2 separate regions of the Homo sapiens genome follow, and region 2 is linked to region 1. A link is a loop called in an ENCODE intact Hi-C map of the cell type or tissue named here. Cell type or tissue: chondrocyte. All regions are shown on one strand. Links, peaks and the distances in the headings refer to the core of each region. The heading gives the core; the rest is flanking DNA.

Evidence for each region. Hi-C counts contacts between places; a loop is a spot of excess contacts. Peaks named below come from ENCODE experiments on the same cell type or tissue, not always from the same donor. Only the 100,000 strongest peaks of a DNase experiment are listed, where the experiment ranks them.
Region 2: a loop joins it to region 1, with 2.7 times the contacts of the local background. A loop is called at or near these places in 5 of 110 quality-filtered maps.

Annotation. Positions count from the first base shown.
Region 1 is chr10:44,192,999-44,203,498 of GRCh38, forward strand. No RefSeq gene overlaps it. Among named protein-coding and RNA genes, the nearest start is that of LINC02881, 95 kb to the right of the region's middle. RefSeq lists enhancers at 507-1,008, 1,009-1,508, 3,189-3,358, 5,728-5,837 and a cis regulatory region at 3,274. In chondrocyte, for the core only: no CTCF peak of the experiment used is centred there; no DNase peak of the experiment used is centred there.
Region 2 is chr10:44,296,172-44,306,671 of GRCh38, forward strand. It overlaps LOC124902544 (a long non-coding RNA gene), which reads right to left. Exons shown (of 3, transcript XR_007062369.1): 2 at 1,559-1,726. Among named protein-coding and RNA genes, the nearest start is that of LINC02881, 8.7 kb to the left of the region's middle. RefSeq lists enhancers at 1,749-2,250, 4,539-5,738. In chondrocyte, for the core only: no CTCF peak of the experiment used is centred there; a DNase peak (open chromatin) is centred at 5,059.

The sequences.
Region 1 (10,500 bases), core at 3,396-5,895:
CTTCATGCCATTTGTGAAACCACTCCCACGTCTACGCATGCCCACAAGTAAAGGCAAATGCCAACCTGCGGGGCCTGGCTGCTCCCAGTTGCTGGGTCCCTGAGGCCCATGTGCATTGGGTCCCAGCCTCCTCCCTTAAGGGCATCACTTCACCAAACACAAAGTTCCTGGCAATCACCTGCCTCTGCACAGTTTTGAACCTGGGAATGTGAAAATTCTCTAGGTTCCTTCCTGACTCATGGAGCTCATAGCTGGGCTGCTGCTCCTGCATTAGCATGCAGCCAGTGCATCTCAGTTTGAAATCTGAGAGCAAAGAGCAGCGGCCTCAACCGTGAAAAACAAACCCAATACAATTCCCGGTTGGAGCTTGTGGGTTCTTCTCTAAAACCCACAGGCTCAGCTTCCCAGCTTTGCCTTGAGTCCATCTATAAATTACTTTTATAGGAATGTTATCATGTTATTGAAAAGCAATAAAGACTTGCTAGACATGCAGCTCTACTGTTTCTGCAATCTTGTGTGGATGGCTTCTATGTGCTACCTCACCCATCTTCATCCAAGCTACTCAAGCCCCTTAATACCTCCTGGTGGATCTTTCCCTTAATCACCTTTTAGCTTAAGAACAAAGAATCCACTCCAAATGGAATAATATTACTACCAGATTATTCTTATATCTCAATATCTATAGGGAGCTAACAGCTGGGTCAAAGAACATAAATAACATGTGGATTTTATTTGAGAGTGAACTCTTACCAACAGGGAAGCTGCTGCCTCCTAATGTTTCTATAAAGTCTCTTGGTGTTTTGTACAGGGATTGCTTTCAAACACATGAGATCTCAACTACTCTTCAACTTTGCAGACTGCTTTCCTCTTTGAGCTCTGATAGAAAATAATCCACAGGGCTGGGTGCCACCTCCTTCCCCTAGGGGCTGCACGGTCCCCTGCTGTGCGGCTGCAGAGCCACCTGCCCTCCCTGGGACTGTCCCACTTGCTCTGGGGGGCCACAAGGAGGCAGGGAGGGCAGGATGCCTCACAGGCCCTCAGCTCACTATTGCTGCTCTGCTACCCAGGCCGTCATTGAAGGGGCTACTGGGCAGTCTGCTTCCAGGCTCCATCCAACGTCCAGGTCTCCTCTTCAGCCTGAGACTGAAGCTGACCACGTCATTCCATCTAAAATCCCTTATGGAACCTATTGTTTGCAGGATGAAGTCTCAGATCCTCCCTTGGAACCTGGATGTGCCTGGGTCCCACCCTGCCTGCCTCTCACCTGGTCTCCTGACCCTCTCCAGCTTTTCCTAAGGTTGCCTAGAGCTGGGGGGCTTCTCCTGAGCCCACCCACAGGGCTGCAGCTCCCCCACATGTTGCTGGAGCTGTTTCCTTTCCTTTACATAATTTCTTATTCTTTTTCTCCACCTGAATAACTACATACTTATCCTTCAGGATGCACGTGTGTGTGTGTGTGCATGTGTGTATACATGTGCTGCATGCTTCCCTAAAAGAGAAGAGAAATGCTTCCAGTGACAATGAAACAGTGGCAGTGGGACAGAGCAGAAAGCTGGGGTCAGCCCCAGGGACTTCTCCACTGCCACCTCCTCTTGTGTAATTTAGGGGTGTATTAGTCTGCTAGGGCTGCCATAACAAGAAGCCACCAGCTGTGTGGCTTAAGCAACAGAAATGTATTTTTTCACCATGCTGGAGGCTGGAAGCCCAAGATCAAGGTGTTGCAAGGTTGGTTTCTCCTAAGGCCTCTCTCCTTGCCTTGCAGATGCTGCCTTCTCCCTGTATCTTCACGTGGTCTGTGTGTGCCTGTGTCCTAATATCCTCTTCTTATAAGGACTCCAGTCATATGGGATTAGGCCCCCGCAACAACTCCATCTTACCTTAATCACCTCTTTAAAGGTCTTCCCTCCAAATGCAGTCTCATTCTGTGAAATGGGGATCAAGATTTCAACACATGGATTTTGTGGGACAAGTTCAGCCCACACTGGGAAGCGGTCCTTTCTCCAACCTGGCCTCAGTTGCTCTTTCCCTCTGTAATAGGACTGTTGGGGGCTCATGACAGTAATCTTGTGGGTCCTCTGCTGCTTTCAATTTTCTGGAAGAAGAGTCAGGCAAGGTGAACCCAGAGCTGAAGCCATTCCATCCTTTTGCTGTTCTGTCAGAAAATGAGCCAGGCGTGTCAGACAGGCTTATCTGTGTGGTGCCTGAGTCCTCACTCTGCTTTCTTTTCCCTCTCTCGCAGAGAGAGATAGAGGAGCGAACCAGAGGAGGTGGGAGGTGAAAATGCCCAGATCCCTATATGGTCCACAAAGCAGGGGACCCAGCATTGAAAGGCTTAGAACAAAGAGAGCGAGTGGAGGGAAGAGGATAAGGGCACTAGTGTGAGTGTCCAGGCCTCCAGATAACAAGAAAAGCCATTTGACCCACAGTGGCTGGGGAAGTTAAGTGGCCTCTCAGGAGGGGCCGGGGGCCTCTCCTTCCTTCCCTCTAGTCTTTAGGGATGGCTCCAGCACATGCCACTGTCAACACAAGAGATAATAACTGCTCACTTCTGGGGTATCCCACTGGGGTGCCCAGGGTTGCAGGGCCCAGCCTGCAGACATCTCTTTTTGTGGGTCTCTGAGTCATCCTCCAGATGTCTGCCCTGGAGAAAATCAGGCATGGAGCCCAGGGGCTGCGGTGTGCACTTTGGAACAGGAAACATCTAACATTGCTTAAAAAAATAAAAGACTCTGCTGTGTTTACTTTTGAAACAACTTGCCAGCCCATCCTGGCAAACTGGAAGGCAGAATAACTTAATGGTTTTGGAGCAGATAGAACTCTGGTGTCCAAGTTCAAGTCCAGCTCTAGAGTCATGCTCCTTACAGTGGCCCAAGGACTGAGTGTGGATTCTGTCACGAACAGTATTTATGTGGTCATAGTCACAAATGCTCTTTAGTGATTTTCCTCTGTAAACACCCAGGTGTGGACAAGGGCATAGAACGCTCCACTATTGTTATCACAAAGGAACGGCTAAGCTGGCACTTTGCAGAGGTGCTCTCCAGTGAGAAGCGTGGCTGACCCTTCCCCAGGCTTGGACAGGCCCCCAACCCATATGCCCCTTCTGTAGGTCTCCACCTGCAGCTGTGGAGGCTTCACACAGAATGCAGTTCACATTTGGGGTTGTCACAGGTACACATTGTGATGGGATTTGCTATGTGCTTGGAGAAAGGAACAGCTTGTACTAATTCTGCAAGGTATCCATGGGCTGTGAGGTGCTGAGTAGACCTCAGGGGCAGTGACACCTGGTTACTCACATGCTTCCCTCTGCACTGGGAGCCCACCGGGCGCCAGCCAAGTCTGAAAAGCTTGTGGTGGGTCCCAGCTTGTACACAAGGCCTGGCACAAGATAGACATCAATGTGATGAAAGAAAGGAACTAGTGGAGATCTGGGGATGAGAAGAGTCCCTGGAGGGAGTGCAGGGAGAGCAGGTGAGCGGGGCTGAAGGCAGAGAGGAGGAGAGGAGAGCTGGCCTGCAGGTCACAAGAGCGTGAGCTGTCACCGGAGCCAGCAGGCATGCAACCTTCAGCAAGGCCTCAGCCTCTGCGCCCTCAGGTTTCCTCATCAGAGCACGAGGGCAGGAACAGCAACTCCAGCAAGGACTCTTGTCAGAGAAGTGATTGAATTGATATTTTGTTTTTTAAGTTATTAAAATGTTTATTTAAATTGATAGCTAATATTATATATATATTTATTGAGTACAACATGATGTTTTGAAGTGTACATACATTGTGGAATGACTAAATCTAGCTAATTAACATGTGCATCACCCCACCTAGATATGATATTTGTGGTAGGAACACTATACATCCACTTATTCCTTTATCTAACTGACATTTTCTATCCTTTGATCAACATCTCCCCAATCCCCCAGTACCACTCCCCAACCCCCTGATAACCATCATTCTACTCTCTGCCTCCATGAGATCAACTTTGTTAGATTCTATATATGAGCTAATACGTCTTTTGTTTTGTTTTGTTTTGTTTTGTTTTGTTTTCCTTTCTTTTCAGACAGGGTCTTGCTCTGTTGCCCAGGCTGAAGTGCAATGGTGCGATATCAGCTCACTGTAGCCTTGACCGCCCAGCAATCCTCCTACCTTAGCCTCCCAAGTGGCTGGTACAACAGGCACATGCCACCATGCCTGGCTAATTTTTCTTTATTATTTGTGTAGAGACAGCATTTTACTACATTGCCCAGGCTGTTCTTGAGGCTCAAGTAATCCTCCCACCTCAGCCTCCCAAAGTGGTGGCATTACAGGCATGAGCCACCACACCTGGCCATGGGCTAGTTTTTCTAAAGTGCTTAGAATAGCACCAGGCACAGAGATGGCAGGATACAAGTGTTTAATAAACTATACAAACGAAAAGAAGAATGTTAACCTTGACAACGTGAAATTAAACATGAGGTGATAGAATTTGGAAGTCGGAAGGCGGAGGGAGAGGGAGGCACCAATGCAGCTTGCTCAGAAGTGCTTTTGAGGAGACCTCGGTGACGGGCTTAGTCTTCTGGGCATTCACAGCCTCCGCAATAGGATACCAATCTTCTGTCCAAGTGCATCGACACTATTGCCTTTTCTTAAGGTGCAAGCTTACTGGACTCTTTTTTCCAAATGCAAGGAAAGCAGAGAACTACGGCCATCCGACTGGAGGATGCCCCTCATCTTGCCAAGCCTTGTGATGTGCACATAGCTGTTGCCTCCCTCTCTCCCTTCCCAGGGTCTTCTTCCTCCTGACTCTTGACATCTATCATGTGACTTCTGGGTCTCCCACATGTAAAATCATGTCAACCCACCCCTGGGCAAAGCAAAAGACAAGGGCCACATTCACGCAGGTTCCAAGTCTGGAACTTTCTAGGCAGGAAGTGGTAGGTAAGAGTTGGAGACAGACACACCAGGAAAATCATGTGGTCTCAGCTCCAACAACTGTGGCCAAGGTGCCTTCCCTTCCTGCCCCTGGGAGGCTGGGACCTTTCAGGACCCTCCAGGATGCAGCAATGGGGCTAGGGGAGGCAGGGTGTCATTGCTGGCCCAGGTGCTGTCTTCTGGGATGTGTGTCTCAACAAAAGTCCTCCTCCATTCTCACCTATGAAGAAAATTTCACTCAAATAAATGTTTTCATCCTGTCACAGAAACTCCCTTAGCCCTCGGACTAGGGAGTTTCTCTGCAGAGAATGGTCTCTCACTCTCATGATTAAGGGGATTTAATCTTCCCAAATGCATTTGTTTATTTTGGTAAGAAAACCTAAGAGAAAGGCATCTTGTCTGTCCATTCCATATGTGGTTCATTCTCAGGGCAGGCCAGGAGCTTGGGCTCTGGAGGAAGGGCCTGGCCTCAGATTGCACTGAGTGCCTGCTGAGGCTTCAAGAGGGTGCCTGGGTTCATGGAAGGTGGCTGAGGTTATCTTCACACAGCCACCACCAGCCAGGGTTCCTGCTTTCCACCTACTAAGACGACCTGTTTTTGTAATATCTAAGTTTGTTCTAACTCTTGCATTGGGCAAAAAAAATGATAGGAAAAGTACAACAAAAATACTCAGAAGCTTGTCAAAGTAAGAGATGAAGACTCAACCCTAGGGCTGGGTTCAGTCTGTTCTTCCCTCTGCTCCTCACTGTCTGAAACCTTGCACAGCTGTGTGTGGGCAGAGTGGGGAGGGCTGGGTCACACAGGCCTAACAGGACCAGAAATTCTCCAACTCATCCTGCCAGAAATGAAAGAGACGGGTAGCCTCCGTATCACAAAATGTAGAATCTGGAAGTTTGAGGGTAGCTGCGTTCTGAATTTGGAAGTGAGTGAGCAGTCTCTGGCCCTGGATCTCTTGGTGAGGAACAGCTGCCGCTGGGGAGGCTGAGGTCATGGGCCTGTTCCCTGCCTCTGTGCTTACTAGTAATGACAATGAACAACATCTGCCCGTGCCCTGCCTCTTCAAGCATGACCTCTAGAGCAGCCTGTGGGCCTTCTTGCTCCGTGGGTATGTAGGTGGGTGGCTCTCAGGGCAGCTGTCCTGGGACTTGTCCACCCCTGCTCCAAAGAAAGTGTCCATCAGTGACCTCCCTTCCCTTCTATTTCACCCCAGTGAGCATACACACAGTCCTCAGTGAGTGATACAGGCATGAGGAGAGTTGGGTGGTGACTTGGCTAGCTTCTAGTGGCACTGTAGACCCAGGAGAGTTGAGGGGGCAAAGCAGTCTCCTTTCTGCCTTCTTGTTTCTCCCAAAGGTACAATGCCAGAGGACAGGAAGGGCAGAGGAAAATCTTAGCAGAGCTGAGTGACTTCTCATATTCAGAAGAGAAATCTACATTCAGTCTTGGGTGAGAAATCCTTATGTCTCTCCATATAGTAGCACTGAGAATACACTCCAGCCACTGGATGGAAATGGGATTCAAACCAGTGACATGAAAATGTCCCCCGAACCCGGGGTCTGATTGCACAATCCTCCAACCATGACAGCCCAGTGCCAAATGAGCTCAGGGACAGGACCCTTTTCCTGAAAACAGTGTGTTTTTTTTGTACTTAGGAAACATAGCCAGTGTCGGGTGGACACAGAGCTGGGTGCTACTGAGGGAGGAGATGGTATTTGGGATGGGCCATTGCTCTGCAGGTGGGGCAAGGCCTAGGAAGAGGCCCTGTTGTGCTGGGGTGTTCATTTGTCTGGGAACAACTTGGAACTTGACCATGAGTTTTTCACTCTGGGTTTCTCCGTGGTACCTGGCTGGGTCTCTTCATGGCAGAAAAGAAAGACCTCTCACCCATTAATGGTGGAAATGTTCATGGTGCAGCCACATGGGACCTGGAGAGTGAGGGAAAGTGGAATGATAGAGACAAAAGAAGGAGGTCACTGCAAGTGGGAAGAAATGAGACGGCTGTTTCGTCACACACAACTTCCTCCAGGCAGGCTCCTCTCCACGCCTGGCCAGGTCCATGTGGAGCACAGGGGAAACCCTCCTGTGGAGCTGTGCATGGATTTAACCTTGAGAACAAGGACAACATGTGCATGGATGTTGCCATTAATGACATTGCTGTCTTTAGGGAAGATGATCCTGGAGCCTCCCTCCAGCCATACTTGATGACAACATGCCAGGTCTTGTCCTTGGCACAGTTTGCCCATCAGGGTTGGGTCTCACCTCATGATCTTCGTGCACTTTTTGGAGCCATGACGGTCCCCCTCTAGGGACACCACAGCAAATGAACCACAGTGAGGTTCTGGCCTCCAGCCGAGTGGTTCCAGGCTCTCCCTGGCCTTTTACTCAGCTCATGGAATTTGACATAATCTGGGGCATCCAACGGCCTCCCACTCTCTTCCTCTGAAGGGCTGAGGTGGCGCCTCTCTTTAATACCACAGAGAAGGTATTAAAGGAGTCAGAGCCACCAAAGGAAGACGCAAAGGTGCGTGTGGGTCCCCATGACCTGGAAATATTCAGGCAGCGTGGCCCGTCCTGGCCTCACCCCAATCTCCTCACCCTATCCTAGTTCCTGGGTCTAGAAAAGCAGTCATTAGTGGGGCCAGTGTGGGGTGGGTTCATGCAGCAAGGAAGTCCTGCCGCCTAGGGAGGTTGTGCTCTGCCCCTCCTCATCGGATTCTGCGACAGATCTGCTCATAACACACATTTAATTCTCCCTGGTGGAAGTTCAGAGGGACCCAGTCCATCAGTAGGTGAAGGACCCAGGTGAGACCTCAGCAGGTGTGACTCCTAGCCCCATGCCATGTTCCTGTATCTGAGGCTCAGGGACTTCACACCATTGAGAAGTGGTGGCTTCAAAGGGTGCACTAGTTGGTTTTGGGTCACAGAGAAAGTTGTTCCTGGGCACCAGATTTTGCTTATCTCCAGAGACCTACATTCTGAGGCAATGAGACAGGACTTACACACAGGGGGCCTATGAAGGGTCAAGTTGTGTCCCTCCACATTTATATATTGAAATCCTAACCCCCTAGTAGCTCAGAATGTGACCTGATTTGGAGATAAAGTAAAGACAGATGTAATCAAGTTAAAATGAGGTTCCTAATCCCACATGACTTTCATCTTCATAAGAAGGGGAAATCTGGACACAGAGACACACATAGGGGCAAGGCTATGTGAAGAGACACAGGGAGAAGACAGCCACCCACAAGCCAGCAGAGGCCTCTGAGGAAACAACCCTGCTGACACAGTGACCTTGGACGTCCAGCCACCAGGGCTGTGAAGCAATACATCTCTGTTCTTCAGGCCTCCTGGTTTCTGGTGCTTTGTTGTGGCAGCCCTAGAAATGAATACAGGGCTGGCCGGGTGCAGTAGCTCATGCCTGTAATCTCAGCACTTTGGGAGGCCGAGGTGGGCGGATTGCCTGGGGTCAGGAGTTCGAGACCAGCCTGACCAACATGGAGAAACCCCGTCTCTACAAAAAGTACAAAAAAATTAGGCAGGGGTGGTGGTGCATGCCTGTAATCCCAGCTACTTGGGAGGCTGCAGCAGGAGAATCACTTGAACCTGGGAGGTGGAGGTTGCAGTGAGCCAAGATCGCACCACTGCACTCCAGACTGGGTGACAGAGCGAGACTCTGTCTTTAAAAAAAAAAAAAAAAAAAGGAAAAAAAGAAATGAATACAGGGCTAAAGGCTAATAGGAGACCTGTGTCAATGAGAAGGCAGAAAGTCCATGAGTGGCCACCCCACCCCAGGCTCGCTCTGCTCCCAGCATGGTTTGCCCCATCATTTCCTAACTCTTGCTTGCAAGGAAAATCAGGAGAGCCCAAGAGTAAGGAATTTTTTAGTTGAGTACTGCTGGGGAAATGAACATGCTTGACTAAAAATCTCTCTGCAGGCCTGTGCTCTCAGCCAAAGCTTACCATATGGTCGTTTACCCCCTGCAGAACTGGGCCTCAAGGGCAGCTGCTGATCCTGCACACAAAGAGGGGTGCCTCTTGAGACACCCAATAACAGTCTTACACCCCATATCAAATGCAGAGCAGCCCAAAGCCATGGCTGGACCAGCACCTGGGGTGGGCCTGCTGGGACCACACATTTCTCTGTGTATCCAGGTTCCATGTAGCAGGCTATTGCTCTTTGGAGTATACCCCAGGGAGGCTTTTAATAGCAAGAACTGTACAAGAATCAGTAGGGAAGGAGGCTCTGGCTTTGGAGCCTGCTATGGTTTGAATGTGGCCACTAATATTCATGTGTTGGAAACTTAATCCTCCATGCAACAGTGCTGAGAGATGGGACCTGTAAGAGGTGACAAGGTCATGATGGCTCTGCTCTCCTTTATGGGTTAATCTTCTTAGTGCAGGAGTGGGTTCCCGTAAAAAAAAAAAAAAAAAAAAAAAAAAAAAAAAAAAAAAAAGGCAGTTCGGCCAGATTTTCTCTCTGTCTCCCATGCCCACTTTCCTTCTACCACAGGGTGACACTCATCAGATGCCAGTGCCATGCTCTTGGACTTACCAGCCTCCACAACCATGAGTGACATCAATTTCTCTTGCTTATAAGTTACTCAGTCTGTGGTATTCTGTTACAGAAGCAGAAAACAAAGGCAGAGCCTTTTCATCAGGAAGTTCTATTAACCCTGCACGCCACAGTGGGGTCACAGGGACAGGTTTGGATGTCCATTGAGAGATGGGGGGTTAGTTCAGGGACATTAGCAGCTTTCTCATTACCTCTCCCCTGAGAGTCAGGGTCTGGCCTTTTCTGGGAAGAATGAGGTCTGGAGAGGGGTTGATTATTACTCCTTCTCAGGTGGGAGGGATGTGAGTGGACACTGATGGAAGGTGTGGCTTCCCTTGTAAGGATTCCTGATCTACCCACTTACCTTGCCTTAGGTAATTCACAGCTGGGGTAGGACCATTTACCAAGCTGCTCATTGCTGTCTTCTCTCTAGGAGACTGCAGAGGATGCAAAGGGAATTTTGCCTTCCTCTTGTCTAGAAAGTTTAAGGCTTTTGGTCTGGGGCGGGGAGGGGGTGGTTGTTATTAGTTTTTCAGTTTTCTGGCCCCAAATAGAAGTTGAAAAAGTGGTTTTACACCCCTTGAGGCAGGCTCCCTCGTGGGAGAAAAAGTTATCTGGGTGTTGCTGAGAGGGTGCTGGGTCAAACGAGGGGGGTTGCCCAAGGGTGGCACAGGCTCCCTGGACTTTGGAATAGAAGGATGAGGATCTGCACCACGTGCCAGTGTCCTGCCTGGGAGGGCCACAGTGCCACTGTGTTTTCCTGTTGTGTTGCTATAACAAAATATTGTAAACTGGGTAGCTTCTAAATAACAGAAGTTCATTTCACAGTTCTGAAGGCTGGGAAGTCCAAGATAGAGTCACCCACAGATTTAAGTGTGGTGAGAGTCCATTTCATAGATGGCTGGTATTGGGTAGGTCTTCCCACCCCGGTGAATTGGACTCATAGCCCAATATACATAAATAAAATATAATTTTATTTTAAAAAATCAAATTATGTGATGTTTCTTTTATCTCAGCATTATAGAGCAAATTTAAGCTTTCCTATTAATTA
Region 2 (10,500 bases), core at 3,927-6,426, 100 kb after region 1:
TAAAGATCTTTCTCTTCCAAAACTGTTTCATGGGAACCATTTTATTTTTTATAATTATAGCAAAATGTAAGTTTAAGATTTTTTGTGTGTTGTATTTGGGTTTGTAAAACTGAAAAGTAATCACTGGAAAATATATCCTTTATCCAATATCCAAATATTTCCAAATATATCCAACATCCAATATCCAGTATATTTGGAAATATACCCAAATATATTCAATAGAAATTGGATAAATAACTTGCCAAATGCTGAACAAACGAAAGAGGAAAATATTACTGATCAACCCACTGAAAGAAAGGAAGATAAAATCAGAAATACTGGAAATGTGATAAATGTAAAAGATAAAATAAGACTATTACTGAATGTATTGGTTATCAGAATACATCCAAAAATAAGTGGACTAAACTTCCCTATCCAAAGGCTAAGTACCTAGAGTGCTTCAAACAGCAAAACCTGATCCATCTAAAGTAAAATGAAGCATAGAGGTTGATACTTTGACACTTAGGAGTTAGGCGAGGATCTAGCAGATAAATTCAGATATAGACAAAGCAAGGGAGGGAATATTTATGTCAAATAGAGAAAGAAAGCCTAAAAATAGTCAATGAGGCAAAAATGATCATATTATTAATAAAATATACAATCCACAATGAAGACATTGAAGTCATGAACATTTGCATTTCAAATACTAGTAGAGGAAATAATGTGAAAATATAAAACATAAAAATTTGATAAAATTGTTTGGTACTGAGAAGCTCTAACACATTGTACAGAATTTTGTGGATTAACAAGATAAAAAAGGACATACAAAGCGTGAATAATGTAATTAACAAACTTGGCATAGTACCTACATAGAAAACATTGTAAGCCACAAAGAGACAAAGTAATGTATTAACTCAGTATTTATAAATATTGATAATGAATTAGGCCTAACAAAGTCTATTCTAAATAAGGTAGAAATTCTACAAGCCTTTTTCTCTTAGTACAAGTAGTAAATAATGACAAAATGATTATGAATTTTAACCACACAGAACTGTAAAACTACTTTTTTTGATCAAAGGACTCCAATCCCAAGGAGGGAAAGCTTTTTTCAAATGCAAATTACTTCCTTCCCACCTTCCTTTGGATCCCTTATAAGTAATCCAGGTCATAGATGATTTTTATCAGACTTTGAGGGAAATAATTCAGTATGATGCTATTTTAAAGTTCCCAAAGCATAGAAAGTTTAGAAATTGTTTGAAACTGATTATATAAGACTAGCATCACATTTAAGCCCAAACTCAACAAAGATAACAATGAAAAGCATCTATAGAACAATTGCACTTAAGAGTATAGATATAACACTTCCCTATAAAATATTTTTACGTTAAATCCAGGAATAAATTCAAAGAATAATATACCACAAACTACCCAGCTTTATTCCTAGGAATATGGAAATAATTTATTAGCATGACATATATTAATATAATTTATAACAATAATTTGTTAAAGGAGAAAATCCAAGTAATTATCACACTAATTACTTCAGTGGCAGATCATACAATTCAACAACTGCACCTACGTGTGTTTTCCTCACATCTTGGAAGGTATTTGTCAGAAGAGCTCAGCCAGCATTATACTGAGTGGTGAAGCACAGGAGAGATCCACGGTAAGGGTAGGAATAAAATGAGGATGTCCACTCTCGCTCAGCGTGATGTCTCAGCATTGCCGTACAGCCATATTCTAGCAACTCCAAGGAGGAAAGAGAGATATGTTAATTATGCAAATACTGGAAAGGAAGAAATAAAATGTTTGCTGTATTTAGATAACAAGACTATTCTAATTCTCTGCAAAGTAATCCATAAATATAGCAAAGTGTCAATTAACATCGCAACAGCATGCATTCTAAAAGTCATCTGGAAAAATGACTGAACTAGCAATACAAATGCTGATAACAGAAGAGAGACACCGAGGGGCTTCCCCGGCAGGTTTTGCACTCTCACAATGCCAGGATGCCTTCCGCTGTGCGGGGCCCACAAGAGCACATACACATGTAAAGGTGTCTCTTTAAATCTCCAGGAAAAGGACAGATTAGTGGGGAATGCGTTGTGACAACCTACTAACCATCTTAGGGGAAAATAGTGTTACAGTCCTACCTCATACCTCACACCAAAATGAATTCCAGATGGGCTAAATATTTTTAATATTTAAAAAAAATCATAAGGGCAGTAAAAGAAAACATTTAGTGAAAATTGTATGAATATCTGGGTGTGAAAGTGCTTTCTAAGCAGGCAACCAAAATCTGAAGTAATATAAGGAAAAGACTAATAGATGTTAATACATAAAAACTTAAAATGTGCTCTGAAATAAAATAAAAACCTGCCATGTACAAAATTAAGAGATAAGGAAAACTGGGGGGAATAGCGAGCAGGAAGGGAATTGCCAAATACATATAAAAGAATTAAAATTGCTATTACCTAAAAAGATCTTATAAAACTGTTAGGAAAAGGCAAACACACCAACTTTTAGAAGCAGAAAGAGAATACAAACAGGCAATTCAAATAAAACGAAATGCAAATGACCAATAAATTTGTAAAAGCCCCAGTGAGGTATAATTTATAGCCCCAAACCAGCCTAGATTGAGAATGTTAAATGTGCAAAAAGATTATGGACACCCTTGCCCATAAACTGCTGTTGGGGATAGAGTCGCAGCCAACCTCCAGGACAACAGGCAGGAATTGGAAGCAAACACTCCCTCAACTCCACCGTAGGCACTGCAGCCTCAGAACTGGTTCTAAAGAAAGAGTTCCAGGGTGCATAGCTATGCGATCAGGCAGTCCTCACAGTGCTTTCATTTTTAACAAAAAAAAAAAAAGAAATGAAAAATTTTAAATGACCATCAATATAGGTTTAAAGAAAACTCATAACCCTGTTCTATAAAATATTATCCAAAAATTTACATATGACACAAATCCATGTTTATGAACATAGAAATCTATCCATATTGACTACTAAATAAGGAAATCTGGAAAAAGAACAGTATGGATAATATAATTAAAAAGTAGGGTGTGTGGGTCTGTCTGTCTAGAATAAAGCATGACCCCCAATATTACCAATGATTAAATTATGGCCCGAACCTATTGACATAAGGCGGTACTCATTCATGCAATGTCAATTCAGAAGGCAAGTTGGATACAGAATGTAATCTCTAACTACCACCACTGTCAATTTGTCTCTCTATATAATATGGATTTTTAAACTGTAAGAAAAATGACTGAAATAGTAACTGAAATTTTCTCTGGGTAGAGAGATTTAGAAAAATAGTCATTATTTTCACAATCTAAATTTGTGTATATCTCCTCAATTTTCTGTGGAAGGTGTATTAGTTTGCTAGGGCTACCATAACAAAATACCACAGACTGGGGGCTGAAACAATGAAAATTTATTCTCTCACAGTTGTGGAGGCTGGAAGACTGAGCTCAAGGTGCTGGCAGAGTCCTGAGGCCTCTCTCTCTCCTTGGCTTGCAGATGCCCTGTGTCTTCACGTGGTCTTCCCCCTGTGTGTGTCTGTGTCCCCATCTTCTTAGAAGGACATCAGTCAAATTTGATGAGAGCCCACCCTAATGATCTCATTTAACTTATTTACTTCTTTAAAGATCCTATCTCCAAATACAGTCACATTCTGAGGTGCTAGGGGTTAGGGCTTTAACACATGGATTTGTGGGTGGGAAGGCCCAATTCAGCTCATAATAGTTGGCATGTGGTAATTCTATAATCTGAGGAAAATGTTAAAACAAAAGGAGAACAAGAGAGGGAGCAGAGGGTCAGGGCGTGTCCTTGTTGCCACCAGCACACAACCATGCCCCACTGCAGAACCAAGGCTGGGGGTGGTCATAAAGGACAGTCCAGGACAGCACTGTCCCAGAATGAAGAGCACAGGCTGGCTGCCTGGGCCTGCACCGTGGCATGCACCAGGACTTGCTAACACCCTTAGCTACTACTGGCACAATTCTGGTGGTCTGCACCAGGAATGCATGTGCCCAGAGGACTGGCCCACCACCCTTTGAACCTTTTCCCAGAGGAGCCTTGGCACCTGGGAGAGACTTCCTAAAGCATTCTTCATAACAATCTAATGATAGGGACCACACCATCTCTTAGAGATGTGTGCGTTCAGGGTAAAATCTCTCAGGGGATGGCAAAATGTGTTGTTAATCCATCCTCAAAGATGTTTTTCTGTGCCATGCTACACACCTGGGCATTAAAATTACTCACTGAAATGTTCTGGCCACAGGCTTTGCTAATATTGCTGGGTTTTGTTAAAGTCGTTTATCTCTCCTGGAGACATGAATGAGGTCCACCAACTCTGGAGTGGCCACGGGCAGCATCTCTCCTGCAGAGAGGCTGGGATGTTGAGAGGCTATTTTGCAGCCCGGTCTGCATCCCTGCACCCCACTTCCTCCCCGGCAGCTGATGTGCATGTGCCTGACCTGACCCCTAGCTACAAGAAAGGAGTCCAGGGTCCTGCAACTTTCTGGGGTTCCTTGGAGATTCCTGGTGTTGGGTAAAATGAGGGCATTCAGCCCTGCCAGAAGTGAAGAGAGTAAGTGAGGTGGAGACAAGGATGGGCCTGAATGAACACGTCCAGAAGCAGAGTTCTCCAGCCTTCCCACGGTGTTTCCATGGTGCCTGGTATAACAGAAAGCATGGCATTTTAACTGGATGCTGTGAGTCTTGTGTTTGTATCATTCCCCAAGAGACCCTGAGTTTCTTGATGGCAAGGGCCATTAAGGCCCAGCACAGTAGTTTCCTCATCTTTTGAGCTCAAAAAGATGTCCATTGAATGAATGAATACATGCACAACAACATAAAGAAATAAATGGAGGTACTTTTAGATGTAGGCATCACAATGCAAATCAATTATGATTGTTCATATTATTACTACAGCTTACCTCACCAGATAGTCATCTGGCTACTTTTTGCTTGAGCAGAAGATGCCTAATTGCTGGAAACTAAATGACTCAGCATCTCACCAGCCTTAGTGACAGACATGCCCTCAGGCTGCAGCCTTGGCTCTGCTCCCTGGAATTAGATGTGGTCAATGGTTCTGATTCACAGAAGCTGGTTTACCGACTTGTCTGTCTTTCTTGATTTGAGATGTAGCTGACCTCACTGCCCGTCATCACTGGAGTTAAAATCCCTGTGGCCATGGTCTGATCAGTCATGATGGTCATGATGATGCTGGGAATTTGAGTGTGTGGGATCATTTGCATTCTATCATAGAGAAAGCACAGCTGATCGCCACATGACTCACAGCACCTGCTTCTCGCTTCCCTGGACCTAATTAATCTCCTTGTGTCAGAAATTTGTTGGCCCTGAGCCGACTCCAGGGGATGATGGTGCCAGCTCAGCACACCAGGCAGGGCCAGGAGCCAGGAGCCAGCACAGGGTATGCAAGGCCTAGACAGCAAAAGGAGAGAAAGGAGCAGAAAGCTGGGAATGTTCCTAGGCTCTAGGACAGACTAGCAAGTGTCAAAGGATGATTCTTGAGAAAAGAACCATCCCAAGATTTTTTGACAGCTCCAATAAGGAAATAATAAGGTCTGTGCTGAAGGAGGCCATGACAATGGCCTCCTTGATATCTAAGGCAGGATTTCAGGAAAACCTTTGGGGACAGTGAGAAGTAGGGGACACGTTGCTACAGAGGTGCCCAGGGCTCTTGTCTGAAGGCACCATGGACTCTTCTGGATCAGAGCACTCAATGTGTCCATAATGTAGTCATTCAAAAAGTCCTTTTAATACAGCACACAGCAGGACAAGTTATTCGTTGTATGACACATGGCTGCTTGGCATTATTCCAGCTTTCTGTATTACTGTCACCAAATAAATTAAAAATTAAGAAATAGAGATATTTTAGATAATCAAGTGTTATTTTCCCTGCCCCCATCCCCATCTCTTCATTTCTGGAAAAGCCACAGCCCAGGTGCCTCTGTGCTGGGAGGTGAGAGTATTTCTGAAGAGGTGGTAGAAGAGAACTAATGGGATTATCCGCCAGAGTGATCATTTGCAAAGAGTAGCTCATGGTTGCTGGAAAGGTTTCCACTGCCATCACCATTGACCACAGTTATTTGCTCTACTGTGGTGAAATGATTTTAATAAGTTATCTGAAATCGAGTATTATTAAGTTATGCCAGTCGAGGGGCTCTGCCCGGGTGGGCCTTAAAATGGCCCACTTACAGGAGATAGGAAGCTGCATCCCACCAGAATTATGATGTGACCTTAGGCACATTGTTAACCTCAAGTTGTTGAATCTCCTGAGTCTCGTTTCATCATGTGTGAAATGAGAAAACAAGGCAGTTGTCAGGGTTCGAGGAGCTAAGAGATGTAAATCCCTTAGCATGGTGTCTTGTCACATGTGGGGGTGCTCAGTCAGGTCAGCTGCTGTTGTCATCATTACTACCGCTGACATTAAACTGTTAGGCTTTGAACAAAGTAGCAATAGAAAGCATCATGTTCCTAGGTTAAAATTTCCCCTGTTAGGAAGATTAGAGCCAAAAAGAGAGATATCCCATCAAAGAAAAGCCCCAGGAACAGATTGAATCACTGCCGAATTCTACCAGACATTAAAGAATAAATACCGATCTTACTCAAACTCTTCAAAACAAATGGTGAGGAGGGAGTACTTCCAAGCTCATTCTAAGAGGCCAGCATTACTCTGATAACAACACTAGACACGGACACAACAACAACAACAACAAACTTCAGGCCTATATTACTAATGAATATAGATGCAAAAATCCTCAACAAAATCTTAGCTAGCCAAATTCAACAACACATTAAAAAGATCATTCATCATGACCAAATGGGACTCATCCCAGTGATGCAAAGATGGGGCAATGCAAATAAACATACACATGCAACATATGCAAACAAACAAACATAATACATCACATTCACAGAATCAAGAACAAAAACCATATGATTATTCCAACAGATGCTGAAAAAGCATTTGATAAAATTCAATGTCCCTTTATGATAAAAACCCTTATAAAAATGGGTAATCAAGGAACATACCTCAAACTAATAAAGGCCATATATGACAAAGCCACAGCTAACATAATACTGAAGGGGGAAAATTTGAAGGCCTTTCCTGTAAGAACTGAAATAAGACAAGGATGGCTATTTTCACCACTATTATTCAACATAATACTGCAGGTCTTGGTCAGAGCAATTAGGCAAGAGAAAGAAATAAAAGGCATCAAAATTGGAAAAGATGGAGTCAAATTAGTCTTGTTCACAGAAGGCATAATCTTGTACTTAGAAAAACCTAAAAATTCAACCAAAAAACTGTTAAAACTGATAAATGAATTCAACAACATTGCAAGATACAAAATCAATATATTAATACAAACTTGGTAACATTTATATATGCCAGCAGTGAACAATCTGAAAAAGAAATCAAGAAAGGAATCCTGTTTACAATAGCTACAAAAAATATAAAATACCTAAGAATCAATCTAACCAAGGAGGAATCAATCTAACAAAGGAAGTGAAAAATCTCTACAAGGAAAACCATAAAACTCTGATGAAGGAAATAGAAGAGGACACACATGCACGATAGAAAGATATTTAATGCTCATGGATTGGAAGAAATAACATTATTTAAATGACCATACTACCCAAACCAATTTACAGATTCAGTGTAATCCCTGTCAAAACATCAATGATATTCTTCACAGAAACAAAAAAAAATCCTAAAATGTATATAGAACCCAAAAGACCCTGAATAGCTAAAGCAATTGATATGGTTTCGCTCTGTGTCCCCATCCAAATCTCATCTCATATTGTAATCCCCATAATCCCCACGTGTGGGAGGGTGGGACCTCGTAGGAGGTGACTGGATCATGGGGGCCATTTCCCCCATGCTGTTCTCATGATAGTGAGCGAGTTCTCATAGGATCTGATGGTTTTGTGTTTGACAGTTCCTCCCTCTCTCTCTCTCCTCTCTCTCTCTCTTTTGCCTGCCACCATGTAAGACATGCCTGCTTCTCCTTTTGCCATGATTGTAAGTTTCCTGAGGCCTCCCCACCCATGCGGATCTGTGAATCAATTAAACCTCTTTCATTTGTAGATTACCCAGTCTCAGGGAAGCTCTTTACAGCAGCATAAGAACAGACTAACACAGCAATCCTAAGCCAGAACAAGGCTGAGGCATCACATTAGCTGACTTCAAAATCTAGTACAAAGCTCTAGTAACCAAAACAGCATGGTACTGGCATAAAAATAGATACACAGACCAATAGAACCCAGAAATAAATCTACACATTTACAACAAACTCATCTTTGACAAAGACACTAAGATTATACAATGAAGAAAGAACAGTCTTTTCAATAAATGGTGCTGAGAAAACTGGATAACTATGTGCAGAAGAATGAAACGCAATCAAATCAAATCAAATCAATATGAATTAAAGACTTAAATCTAAGACCAGAGACTATGAAACTACTTAAAGATGACAGGGAAAATGCTCTAGAACATTGATCTAGGGCAAAGATTTTTTGTATAAGACCTCCAAAGCACAGGCACAAAAGCAAAAATAAACAAATGGGATTACATCAAGCTAAAAAGTTTCTACACAGTAAAGGAAACAATAAAAAAAGTGAAGGGACAACCCACAGAATAGGAGAATATAATTGCAAGCCATCCATTTGGCAAGGGATTAATAACCAGAATATATAAGGAGCTCAAACAACTCAATAGCAAACTCTTCTCAGGAGAGTAGAGAAAGTCAAACAAAACAAAACAAAAACAAAAACAATCTGATCAAAAATCAGATCAGACATTTCTCAAAACACGCAAATCATCGACAGATATATAAAAAATACTAATGTCACTAATGATTGGAGAAATTCAAGTCAGAACCACAATCAGATATTATCTCACCCCAGTTAAAATGGCTCATGTCAAAAAGGTAAGCAATAACAGATGCTGGAGAGAATATGGAGAAAGGGGAACCCTCATGTGCTGTTGGTGGAAATGTAAATTAGTACAGCCAGAAAGAAGAACAGTATGGAAATTCCTCAAAAAAACTAAAAATAGAACTACCATATAATCCAGCAATTCCACTGCTGGGTATATACTCAAAAGAAAGGGAATCTATCAAAGAGATATCTTCACTTGTAAGTTTATTGCAGCACTATTCACAATCACCAAGATTTGGAACAAACCTAAGTGCCCAAGGATGAATGAATTCTTAAAATATGGTCTACGTACCCAATGGAATATTATTTAGCCATAAAAATAAATGAAATTCTGTCATTTGGGGTGATATGGATGGAACTAGAGGCCATTTAAGTGATATAAACCAAGCACAGAAAGACAAATATCACATGTTCCCACTCATATGTAGGAGCTAAAAAGTAAATCTCATGAAGGTAGGGTACCTTAGTGGTTACCAGAGGCAGGAAGGGGAAGAGGGAAGGAGACATGAAAGAAAATAAAAAGAATATAAATGCATTTATTACCATTGAATGTACACTTAAAATGGTAAAGATGGTAAATTATATATGTAAAAATTAATTTAATTTTTAAAAATAACAAAAAATAAATACAAAAAAAAGAGATAGCTATTCCCACAAGAAAAAAAAGTTAGAAAAGTATTCTATATAGGAAGAGATCCAGGCCAAGCATGATCTTTTCTAGGGTTTATCAGTATAAATCGAGGCATGTATAAAAAAAATTTCTAGGGTAGTCAAGATTTTACTGTAAAGCCAGTAAAGGGACTGAAATGCAACCACCAAGAATATTAAGGAAAAGAAAGGATTAAATTTGATTATTAGTAAATTAGAACAATTTACTCCAGGGAGGCTGAAAATGGATGAAATCGCTCCCTTTGCCCCTTTAAATATCACAAAATATAATTAACTTGGATTCAAATGCACACATCAAAAAGCAGGAGCATTTATGAGAGTTGTGTGATGGGATTTGATGTGAAAGGAATCCATATAAAATGTTCCTTCCCCAACCACTGGGCCTGGAGGACATCAATCAGTCCCATAGTGATGGTGCCATCCAATGCCGGGGATAAGAGATCACACTCAAGGACTCACCATGCTTCTCAGAGGACAGGTCAGAAAGTTCCCCTGCCTTCCGTGTGGATAGCAGTGTGGAACTTACAAGTTGCATTACTTTACAGCCGCTCTTTTGTTCCCACTCATTTTAAAGCTATGAAGGAAGTTGAATGAGGCAGCCATGGTTTCAAGGAATTGGGTGACTTGCCCAAGAGAGCAGAGAAAGTCACTAGTGAAATTGACCTTAGTTCCCTTATGAAGATCTTCTAGCCTGGCAATAGCACACACTGATGCTGGACTTGAAACTTGAGCAGCAGGGTATGAGCTGAGTCACAATGTTTGGCACTAGTAAAAGGCCAGCCCACAGAAGTTGGGATGCTGAGAAGAATTGGAGAGTGGGGCAAGGGAGAAGAAAAGTAGAAGACAATGCTAAGAAACTAATAACCTCTTTTACAA